Regions from separate parts of the Mus musculus genome. Here all the other regions are linked to region 3. The links are chromatin loops, found by intact Hi-C in ENCODE. Cell type or tissue: left cerebral cortex. All regions are shown on one strand. Region 1 holds the start of Nexmif (neurite extension and migration factor). Region 2 has its middle 3.0 kb from the start of Gm33486. Region 3 holds the start of Abcb7 (ATP-binding cassette, sub-family B (MDR/TAP), member 7). Region 4 holds the start of Uprt (uracil phosphoribosyltransferase).

What was found. A loop is a pair of places that touch in the nucleus more often than their neighbours do. Peaks named below come from ENCODE experiments on the same cell type or tissue, not always from the same donor. Only the 100,000 strongest peaks of a DNase experiment are listed, where the experiment ranks them.
Region 1: it touches region 3 in a loop (13-fold over the local background); 5 of 42 quality-filtered maps call a loop at or near these places.
Region 2: it touches region 3 in a loop (2.7-fold over the local background); 2 of 42 quality-filtered maps call a loop at or near these places.
Region 4: it touches region 3 in a loop (5-fold over the local background); 10 of 42 quality-filtered maps call a loop at or near these places.

Annotation. Positions count from the first base shown.
Region 1 is chrX:104,199,814-104,202,313 of GRCm38, reverse strand. Nexmif (neurite extension and migration factor) reads left to right here and starts at 1,130. Exons shown (of 5, transcript NM_001077354.3): 1 at 1,130-1,681. In left cerebral cortex, a CTCF peak has its summit at 1,208; DNase peaks (open chromatin) are centred at 139, 568, 1,165 and 1,774; H3K4me3 peaks cover 2,295 bases; H3K27ac peaks cover 1,639 bases.
Region 2 is chrX:105,005,623-105,008,122 of GRCm38, reverse strand. No RefSeq gene overlaps it. Among named protein-coding and RNA genes, the nearest start is that of Gm33486, 3.0 kb to the right of the region's middle. In left cerebral cortex, a CTCF peak has its summit at 1,423 (motif pointing right); a DNase peak (open chromatin) is centred at 1,498.
Region 3 is chrX:104,412,417-104,414,916 of GRCm38, reverse strand. Abcb7 (ATP-binding cassette, sub-family B (MDR/TAP), member 7) reads left to right here and starts at 1,071. Exons shown (of 16, transcript NM_009592.1): 1 at 1,071-1,260. The coding sequence starts at 1,093. In left cerebral cortex, a CTCF peak has its summit at 1,098; a DNase peak (open chromatin) is centred at 1,054; H3K4me3 peaks cover 1,727 bases; H3K27ac peaks cover 1,384 bases.
Region 4 is chrX:104,481,808-104,484,307 of GRCm38, reverse strand. It overlaps Uprt (uracil phosphoribosyltransferase), which reads right to left and starts at 1,505. Exons shown (of 7, transcript NM_001081189.3): 1 at 959-1,505. The coding sequence starts at 1,347. In left cerebral cortex, no CTCF peak of the experiment used is centred here; DNase peaks (open chromatin) are centred at 703, 1,043 and 1,544; H3K4me3 peaks cover 1,354 bases; H3K27ac peaks cover 766 bases.

The DNA.
Region 1 (2,500 bases), 210 kb after region 3:
AATGAGGCTGTAGGGTGGAAACAGAGAAATCTGAAATTGAGCTCTCCATGACTGGGAAGCTGGGTTGTGGCAAGGACTTGCTGGAGCAAGTGCACACAAAGTAGCTAGCTTTATTCTCTCCGCTCTAGCGTCAACACTTAATCGTTCTCCCTGGTTTCTAGTGGCACTGACCGTGGCTCTCAGGCCCCAACCCTACACCCTGGGCTTCATTGAATACTACGTGTTCCCCGGTGGGTCGCTTTCCATTCCTGTACTGTTGATTCCCAGGGCGTCAAAAGGGAAATGACCACCTAAGGAATTTTCCTGTGACAGCAGTCAGATCCCATTTCCTTCCCGGCCATATTCAGAATCCCTTTTTCTCTCCTTCACTTCCTAAAAAAACTCATCCCTTTCCAATTCTCTGCCTTGTTACAACCCTTCCAGCACAATCCACCTTCCCGGGGCTTGGGGCCTGAAGTTAAGGGTAGGTTGGATGGATAGAGGCTTAATACATGGAGCCATTCAGATATTCTTCCTGAAACTTCAGAGCGCCCCTCTCTGAACACATAACTGCCTTCAAAGGCGTGGGAGAGTGGTGTCCGGCTGCGTGTCTGCTAGGGGAAGAACAAGCCAGCAGCGCCGTGGACTGGGCGGGCTGCGAGAATGTGAGTGGGGGGCGGGGTGGGGGTGGGGAAGGGGGGTGCGCGCCCTTTATGACAGGTGGCCGCGCAGTGCGCGCTCCCGGACGTCTGAGGGGACCGCCGGGAGGGACAGACAGACAGACAGGGTGGGAGGGGGCACACACGAGGAAGGGACCGCAGAGAGGGTAAGGAAAGAGAGAGCAAGATAGGGAGGGCTGTGGTGGGGAAGGAGGATAGGGAGGGGAACGCGTCCAACAAGAACTGCTGTGTTGGAGGAAACAATGGCAGGGGCAATAGCGATGGTGGCAGCCGAGGCAGCCCCACTCTGGGCACCTTTCTGAATGGGCAGAGGCAGCTCTGGAAGCAGAAGAGAGCAGGCAGAGCCCGCAGAGGCTCTGAGCCAAGCAGCCCAGGGAGGAGAAGGGGGAGGAGGAGGAGGAAGAGGAGGAGGAGGAGAAAGGGGGGAGGAGGGGGCCGAGGCAGGGGGGGAGAACCCGGGAAGGAAAACCAGTAGCATCAGCAGCAGCAGCCACCGCCGCCGCCACCACCACAGCAGTGGCAGTAGCGGCAGTGGCAGCGTTTAGCAGTAGTGTTCCCAGCGCTAGCGGCAGTCGCAACCGCCCTCCGCGTCTCCGTCTCGCGGACAGCCGCAGCCACCGCGTGCAGAGCGGGCTCCGGGCACCGCCGCGCGCAGCCGGCGAGCCGGGCAGTGCTGGCGCGGGCGAGCGGCGCGGTGAGAGGAGCGCTGTCCTGGGAGCCGGCGGGCGGCTGTGGAGCCTCTGAGTTTCGGCGCCCGAGCCCGACAGCTCTGCCTCCATCTAGTGCGGCGGCTGCGGCGGAGCCAGAGTGAGCGAGCGGAGCGAGGCGCGTCCACCTGGCGGGCCCCGCGCATGGAGCAGAGGCAGAGGAGACGGCAGTGAGCGGGAGCAGCGGCGGCAGCTCTAGCAGCTCCGGCGACGGCGACGGCGGCGGCAGCCCAGCCTTGACTGCGACCGTCCCAGCTCGGGACGCCGGCAGCAAGGACCCACCAGCGACGTGCGCCTCGGGAGGCGGCCTGCGAGGTGAGTCTGAGCGCTGCCATGCAGCCTCCCCCATCCCCCCCGGGCCTTCTCCCTGGCTCCCCGGGCCGGCTGGAGCCGGCGGGCGGCAGCTGGGGGTGGGGGTGGCGGCTGCGAGGAACCGAGGGCTAGCCGAGCGAGGAGCCGAGCAAGGGATGCCGGCGGGGAGAGCGTGTGTGTGTGTGTGTGTGTGTGTGTGTGCGCGCGCGTGCGTGTGAGTGTGTGTGAGTGGGAGAGTGTGCGAATGGCGTGCGGGTGCTGTCTGTGTGCGGGAGGCAGCGAGGCCGCCGGGGCGAGGGAGCCTGGCTCGCCCGCCGCTGCCGCCGCCGCTGCCGCCGCCGCCGCCGCCGAGCGTGCGCTGCAATCTAGGAAAGGCCTGTGTGCCGCCGCCGGGGGAGGGGGAGGGGAAGGGAGCGGGCCGGAGCCGCCGCCACTGCCGCCGCCGCTCACACACGCCTGCCTGCCGCAGGGCAGCGGCCGCTAGCCGCCTGCCACCTCCCATCGGTTCGGTGACCCCGGGGGAACCTCGGGCGTCTGGGGAAAGTGGCACGGCCCGAGGCACGCGTCCGAGGGAGCGGGAAAACGTAGGCACGCGGCGGGCGCCGGCTGGCGTCCCGGCCGAAGCTGCAGAGGTGCGAAGGCGCCGCTGGCCGCCGTACGGACGCCTCCCCCGCCCGAGGCTCCCGCGCGCCCCAGGCGCCTCTGGCCACCCCGCGGTGGCACGGGCGGCTCGCAGCACCCGCTCCAAGCAGCCGCCGCTGGCGACCGACGAGAAGTTAGGGGCCCGAGCGAGCCTCGCCCAGGCTTGTCACCTTTGCAGGA
Region 2 (2,500 bases), 590 kb before region 3:
ATCCAATATGCATATGACAGCTGTTATAGACCCTCAAGTCCTAGACATTCTTTCTTTAGCTTCTTTGTGTTTTCAAAGGCCTGTTGTTTGCCTCCACTTATGACAACATGTCTCAGAGGACTGTGGCTCTCTAGTTTTCCTGCAGCTCGTGCGAGCAGTACTGAATACTCCCCCCCCCCCCCACACACACTTAGTTCCAAGTTCAGTAAAGATGAATGCTAAGTACAGTAAAGATGAATGCCTTGAATTTTTAAAAAAGGTACAGAAAAGCTGTACACAGTAACATGAAAATTGAGTGTGCTCTACTTCTTCCTGTTCAAGGGAGAGAACTGAGTGCTAGGGCTGACTCTTTAAGACCAAAACAAGCAATCACAGAGTTCTCCGGAAAGGATGTCATGCAAGAGTGGGTCCAATACCACTACCTATCAATTTGGCGATGCCTTTTTTATTTGCTTGGCTGATGCCAAGTCTTTGGCTCTTTCCCAGACTCTGGCAATGTTGTTTTAAAGAGCCTTGGCTTGGACTTGGTTTGATTTGCTTTGATTTCCTTTTTTTTTCTTTCTGAGAAGGAAGACAAAGTAGATCAGTGGTTCTCTGCCTATGGGTTGGGATCACATTGGCAAACCCTTATTTCCAAAAATATTTAGATTACAATTTCATAACAGTAGCAAAATTACAGTTAGGAAATAGCAACAAAAATAATTGTATGGTTGGAGATCACCACACGGGGAACTCAAAGGGTCACAGCATTAGGAAGGTTGAGAACCACTGGCTTCTTCATCCACAACTTCATTGTCGTCCACTCTAACCTTCTAGGATTATCAAGGCTGGTTTCATTAGTGCATTTGCCTTTTGGCTTTGCCTTCCAAGTCCTTAAAGGTACAAGGTCTTTTACATTAGTCATGTCTTTCTATCATCCTTGGATTGGCAGAGGAGCAGAGGGTCTTTGATAAAATTCAATGAAGCACCAATCTTTACAAGGGAGAGAGTGGAGCATATGAAAACATTGAAAATGTCCTTCTCATTAGTGCAGTGTAAGGCAGAGACAGTGGCAGTGCTAGCCAATGAAGGGATCGGCCCTCGATGTGGGATAAACAAACTCATGTACCCCTTCACCTGCCATACAATGTTCTCTCCATCTCTTTGACATAAAAGCTTGTTGCTAAGGATTCATGGCATGCAGTACAGATCACTTGGTGTAAAGTCTTCCTGGAGGCTTTCTTGTTTATGGGCAAGTCAACTGAAAAAGAAAGAAAAGAAAAGGCAAGACATAGAGGGAGAAAGAAGTAAAGGAAGGAAAGAAAGAATGAAGCTAAAAAGGAAGGAAACAGAAAGGAAAGAGATAAGGGATGTAATAATGTAATAAATAATCTATTACATTATTACACATTTATCTATTCCATTAGCTTCCTGAAGATGGCAGCAGTGTTCTGTGAACCCAACCTCCGCAGGCCTTTCTCTCCAAGCACCCACCATAGGTGTGAAATGCTTATGACTCTGCCTAGCATAGATTGTAATCTTTAACAGAATTGTTTATCAGTGTGATAGCTGAAGATCTGCCTCCCAGCACTGGCTCCATTTGCATCTCTTTGATACTCAGGAAAGGAACGGATTTCTGTGTCTCAAAGCATTTCTCTTTCTTCTCTGAACAATTTTCATATCCTTTTTTCTATATTTACACCAGGATTTAATTTTGTGGCTTTTACTTTTTCTCGTTACAAAAATAATATGCATGCACTGTGGAGATTGGAATAAACTTAGAAATTTTACATACTCCCAGAGACAATGGTTTCAACATTTAGATTCATTTTTACTACCATCTGTGTAGTTTCTTGCCTTGATCACATTTTAAATAATTTTGCTCTATATCTTGTTTTTTTCCCCCATATAACTCTATGCTGATATTTTCTGTGCTGTTAACAATTCTGGCATATATTTTGAACATAGTTTTACTTTATGATTTAAAGAGTAATTCATCAGTACTATTAAATACTAGACTATGTGATTTGGACAACCCCCCAAAATATCTGTTACTAAACTTTTGGTATGTATGTTATGCATGAGTCTGCCTGATTGAGTTTGTGTGCACATAACGTGGAGCCAGGGGTCAACTTCAGGAGCCATCCACCTGATTGTGACAAGGTCTCTCAATTGTCTTTCATCTCACTCAGTAAGTTAGTCTTGCTGGCCAAAGTTCAGGCAAAAAATCTGAGTGTAGTAGTAATTGCTTGTACTCCCCAAACTAAGAAGGTGGAGATGGGCAGATCTCTGGGGCTAGCTTACACACACACCACCGGTTTAATTGTGTTAGCATTCGTCTCTCATCCATTAATCTAAACTACAGACTACATAAATCAATTTTGCAGTTTTATTTACAAAAGAATATTTTATTAGATATTTTCTTTATATACATTTCAAATGCTATCCCGAAAGTTCCCTATACCCCCCCCCACTCCCCTACCCACCCACTCCCTCTTCTTGGCCTTGACATTCCCCTGTA
Region 3 (2,500 bases):
ACTTACCTGCCTTGTGTAAAAGGTTTGAAAATGAGCCTGGTGTAGTTATGCCTGCTTTTAATTCCAGCAATCCAGAGGCAAGGACAGGGGGACATTGGAATTTGAGGCTAGCCTGGTTTGCATAGCAAGTTCCAAGTTCCACAGTAGCCAGGCCTTTATAAAGAGAAGGGAGAGAGAGAGAGAGAAAGAGAGAGAGTGGGAGAGAGAGAGGGAGAGAGAGAGAGAGAGAGAAGTGTTTAAGGAGAGATTTTTGAGAATGCATTAATGAAATTGTACCTTCTTGACTCCAGGTTTTCAAGTAGCATTTATATTTGGAAATTGTTTCCCACCCAGATACTTGTAAACATATTTCCATGGTATTTGGTTTGATTATAGTGCTGACAAAATAATACAAATGTGTCTTTAAATATGCAGTTTACTATATAACATGTTCACTTACCATCCACCTAGCAGTTTTTAAATAAGGGACTCTGAAGAAACCAAAGGGAAGAGCTACAAGGAGGCAAATTAATGGAATGAAATATGTGTGTACCCCGAGAGCTCCTTGTCCCAACAGCAAAAGACCAAAGGCAAATCAGGAAAATAAAAGGTTTTACAATGAAGGCGGCGACTCTCACTTGTGAAGCCTTCTCCAGGGGAAAACTTGTCTGTACTTTAATCCTCAACGTTAATGCACAGGGAGAATGAGAGTTATGCAGAGTGGAGCATGGCATTGAGTTGGAGACAAGAAAGGAATCGAATGGCAGACAAGATAGGGTTGTCATATTTACCAAAGCAACACTTGGGACATAATTATCCCAATCATTTGTTTTTTATCTGAAATAACATTTAAGTGGGTAATCCTGTATTTTATCTGGCAACGCTAAGAGAGAAGAACAATGGTAGTCTGATGGTCTGGGCTGTGCAAGAAAAAGCCCGAGTCACTGGGGGGAAAAAGAGTAAAGCTCTACTTAAGCACAAGCATCTTCAGACACAAGCTATTTCCGGTGTCGGGCGCGAGCGGGGGGAGGGGAGAAAGCAATGAAAGCCGCGGCACTCAGTCCGCCGGCGTCCCACAATCCTCCTCTCTCGGTTCCTTTTTCCTCGCTCAAGATGGCGCTGCTCGCGATACATTCCTGGCGCTGGGCAGCCGCGGCGGTCGCTTTCGAAAAGCACAAGCATTCGGCAGTTCTGACCCGGGCTCTAGTCTCCATGTGCGGCTCAGGCCCGCGATGGAGTTCGTCCCAGCGCGGCGCGTCAGGAAGCGCTCGGCTGTCCCAGGTGTGTGGCCGCGCGCTTGGGAGAGCAGGGTGAAGGACAGGGGAACCTGGTAGGGAAAGGGTTGCCCTTGTGACCTCAGGTCAGAGGGAGCGCGCCTAAGGAAGATTGTCAGGGCGAGCTCAAGAGTGGCGGCGAGGGTAGGAAGTTAGGGTTAGGAATTGGAGGCGGAGAGGAAGAACACGTTTGGGGACAGCAGAGAGCCGGGAGGTTTCAGGCACGGGGCACCTGCAGTGCCGGCGTCCTGTAGGGCTTTGCCGCTTGTTTTCTAAGTGGGTGGCAGACGGGGCTGCTTCCAAAAGTTCCTCGTGGAATTTGGTGCTGAGCGGCCCGTGCTTCAGAGTGTACTAAAGCGGGAGTATGCAATTGCGAGTGCACTTCAACAGGACAGAACGCCACCTATAAACAAGTAGCACATTTAATTGGTACGTTAACTCCCTCAACTGACAGGCGAGCTCCCTCGGAGGCAAAAACCATAATTATCCTTTTCTCCAAAATGTACACTGCTCGAAGACAGACGCTTTGTTATCTTTTGCTATGACTATTCAATTACGTTCTTTGTGCATTCCCTTAGTGTGGCAGTGATTATGCTACCTTGGAATATTGGCTACCATTAGCTCATTCAATAAGAGTTTGTTTTAAAAAATCGTCTGTGGTACTTGTACTTCAGTTTGTGGTTTTTTTTCCTCATATATTGGCAATATTTTAATTGCCACCACGTGTTCGTCAGTATAACCTTAACATACTGTCATTTTTGTTTGGAAAGCAGTTTCTTAAATTATGACTCCCTGTCAACAAATATTTAATGTCTACTACTACTATAATCATAAACACTGTTTAGATAACAGAAGTCAAGAGAAGCATACAGTTAGGCCTTCAAGGGTTGAGGTTTGGTTTGGTTTTTACAGACAAGGTCTTGTTTTGTAGTCTCGTTAGGCCTTGAGTGTGTGATCCTCCTGCTTCAGCCTACCGAGTACTGGGATGACAGGCATAAAGTGACAAGGATTGTACAATTTTTAAAATTGAAAAATATTTGAAATCGACAAATAATTGTGTATATTTGTGGAGTGTGGTGTGATATTTAATACATGGATGTAAGTGATCAGTTTAGAGTAATTGGCATAGTTTGCATCCTGAACACTTGTTATTAGTATAGAGAATAATATTTTAGAGATGGAAAGAGTCTGTACTATAATGCTATGGAATGTCAGTGATTAGATCAGCACTTTTTTTTTTCTTTTAG
Region 4 (2,500 bases), 69 kb before region 3:
TCATTTAAAGCTGCCAATAGGAGCCAGGTATGGTCTCAGGTCCAGTAGTTCCACCTACTTGGGAGGTTGACTTGTGCCTTGGAGTTTGAGGCCAAAGTTTGAGCAGCAATTTAGGAAAACCCTGTCTGATTAAAAAGAAGAAAAGAAGAGACAAGAGAAGGGAAGGGAAGGGAAGGGAAGGGAAGGGAAGGGAAGGGAAGGGAAGGGAAGGGAAGGGAAGGGAAGGGAAAAGAAAGAGAAAGAAAAAAAGGAAAGATGGCAGCTATATTTCACTGTGGTACATAGCTATCCAAGAAAATCCATATTCCAAAATATTTTAACTTTTCAAGTTCTTGCTATACTGATTTGTGGGATTAGGAGGATCCAACTTGTTCTTAGGTTACCTTTGCTGTTAACTACATTCTGTAAGTTTTCAGTAAAACTGTCTTGATAAGAGTGGAATCATAAACTTTCTGGCAACCAGGTAAAGCTGAACTCCCAATCAGTAAACAAAATGGCAAACTGCAGGAGCAAATGCTGTTGAGTCAGAGGGCTGGCGGAGCACATCATTTCCCTTGAAATTGCTTTAGTTTTGTGAGCTTGGGCTGTCGGGGTGTTAATAACCACAGGCAGTAACCATTCCTGGGTTATACATTTACCACGTGGTCGGGAACTGAGCAGATGGCATAGGGGTGTGTACCTGCCTGGCACAGTAGAGGATTGGTCATGTTTAAGACAGACAAAGAGGCCGGAAGAGGCTGAAGGCTACCTAAAAGGTTTCCTTCCTAAACAAAGCAATGTTAACCGCAGCAACTAAGAAGGGGCCACAGAAGTGTCTCACTGACTCCCTCCCTACTCACAGGCCAAAGAAAGAGGCCTGGCTCTAATCCCCAAAGACCAGTGTGCCAAATGCAAACAGAAGCTTTTTACTTTCACCCTGCAGCCCTCCGCTCCCTTTTCCCTTCCGCTCTAAGCTTACTTGTCCCGGATGATAGTCTGAAGCTCCCGGATCTGATCATTCATAGGCAGCAACTTAAGCTGAGCCCCAATCTGTCGGGAGAGTTCACAGTCCCCTAGCAGGGAGTCGCCGCCGACAGGTGCATCGTAGTTGCCACTGTCACTACTGTCACTGTGGTTCTCAGAGTGAAGATTAGTGCTGCAGCAGGCCGGAGAGTCCCGCTCCGAAAGCACGCTAGAATGGGCGTGCCCAGGGAGGAGAGTCAGCTTAGCCATAGCAGCGTTATTTTCCTCTGCATGATCCAGGACCCGGTCCTCGGCTAGCAGATGCTCGGGACTTGGGCTAGAAGTAGAGTTTACTTGCCGATTGTGACAGGGCATGGAGTCCGGACGCTGTAACTCCGAGGCCATACACGGGGCCCCCGAGCTATCCCCGCTGCTATCAAACCCTAGGGATAAAGGGCAAGAAGAAAAGGATGCGGACACGTGCGTCCTCCTGGCCCCTGGCTCCTCCAAATCTCTAACCCTGGCTGCCCTCTCACCCCTAGGCCTCTACGGTCCTTTCGCACGCTTTGCCCATACCCGCCCACACCAGACGCACTGCCGGCTTAGACACCTTATTGGCCCATCTCTCTGCCAGTCTACAGCATGCTGGTTTGTTAACTCTTTTAAGTCTTTCCTGCTTGAGAGATTATCACAGTTGCTTGGCAGAGGTGGCTAAACCAGAGATATCCCTGGTTGCTGAGTCCTCAGAAAACCCCTAGGACTTCTTGCAATCAGAACTTTGGTAGAGCCAAGAAAAGATACGGGTGGATTACACATGTAAGGCACTGTTTTCTAACTTTCTGTCTTGGCAAAGAAAACATACTTGGGTAGTTGGCTGCATCTTCAAGCTAATGGCTTATCTGTGTAACAGAAGAAGCAAAGTAAGAACAGCTAGCAGGCTGGCCTTTCTAGACTCTTCTACAAGATGTCATTTCGTGTGTGTGTGTGTGTGTGTGTGTGTGTGTGTGTGTGTGTGTGTGTGTGTTTGTGTGTGTGTGTATACAAATGTAAGGAATTTATTGAGCTTTCTGAATTTAAGATGACAAACAACAGCTTTTTTTTTCTTTCTGTATTGTTTTATTTTTATTAAGGCTTTTTTGTTTTGTTTTGTTTTGTTTTTTGTTTTTTGAGACAGGGTTTCTCTGTATCGCCCTGGCTGTCCTGGAACTCACTCTGTAGACCAGGTTGGCCTCGAACTCAGAAATCCGACTGCCTCTGCCTCCCGAGTGGGATTAAAGGCGTGTGCCACCACACCCGGCTTATTAAGGCTTTTTTATTAGATATTTTCTTCATTTACATTTCAAATGCTATCCCCAAAGTCCCCTATACCCTCCCCTTGCCCTGCTCCCCAACCCACCCACACCTGCTTCCTGGCCCTGGTATTCCCCTGTACTGGCAAGATGCCATTTCTTAAGTACGCTTGACCACTAAAATTTTTCTTACTGATACTGGTTGGGCACTGAATTGCACATGTTACTATGGCATAATTTTCATTACACTGTTTGTTCTCCCAAACAAT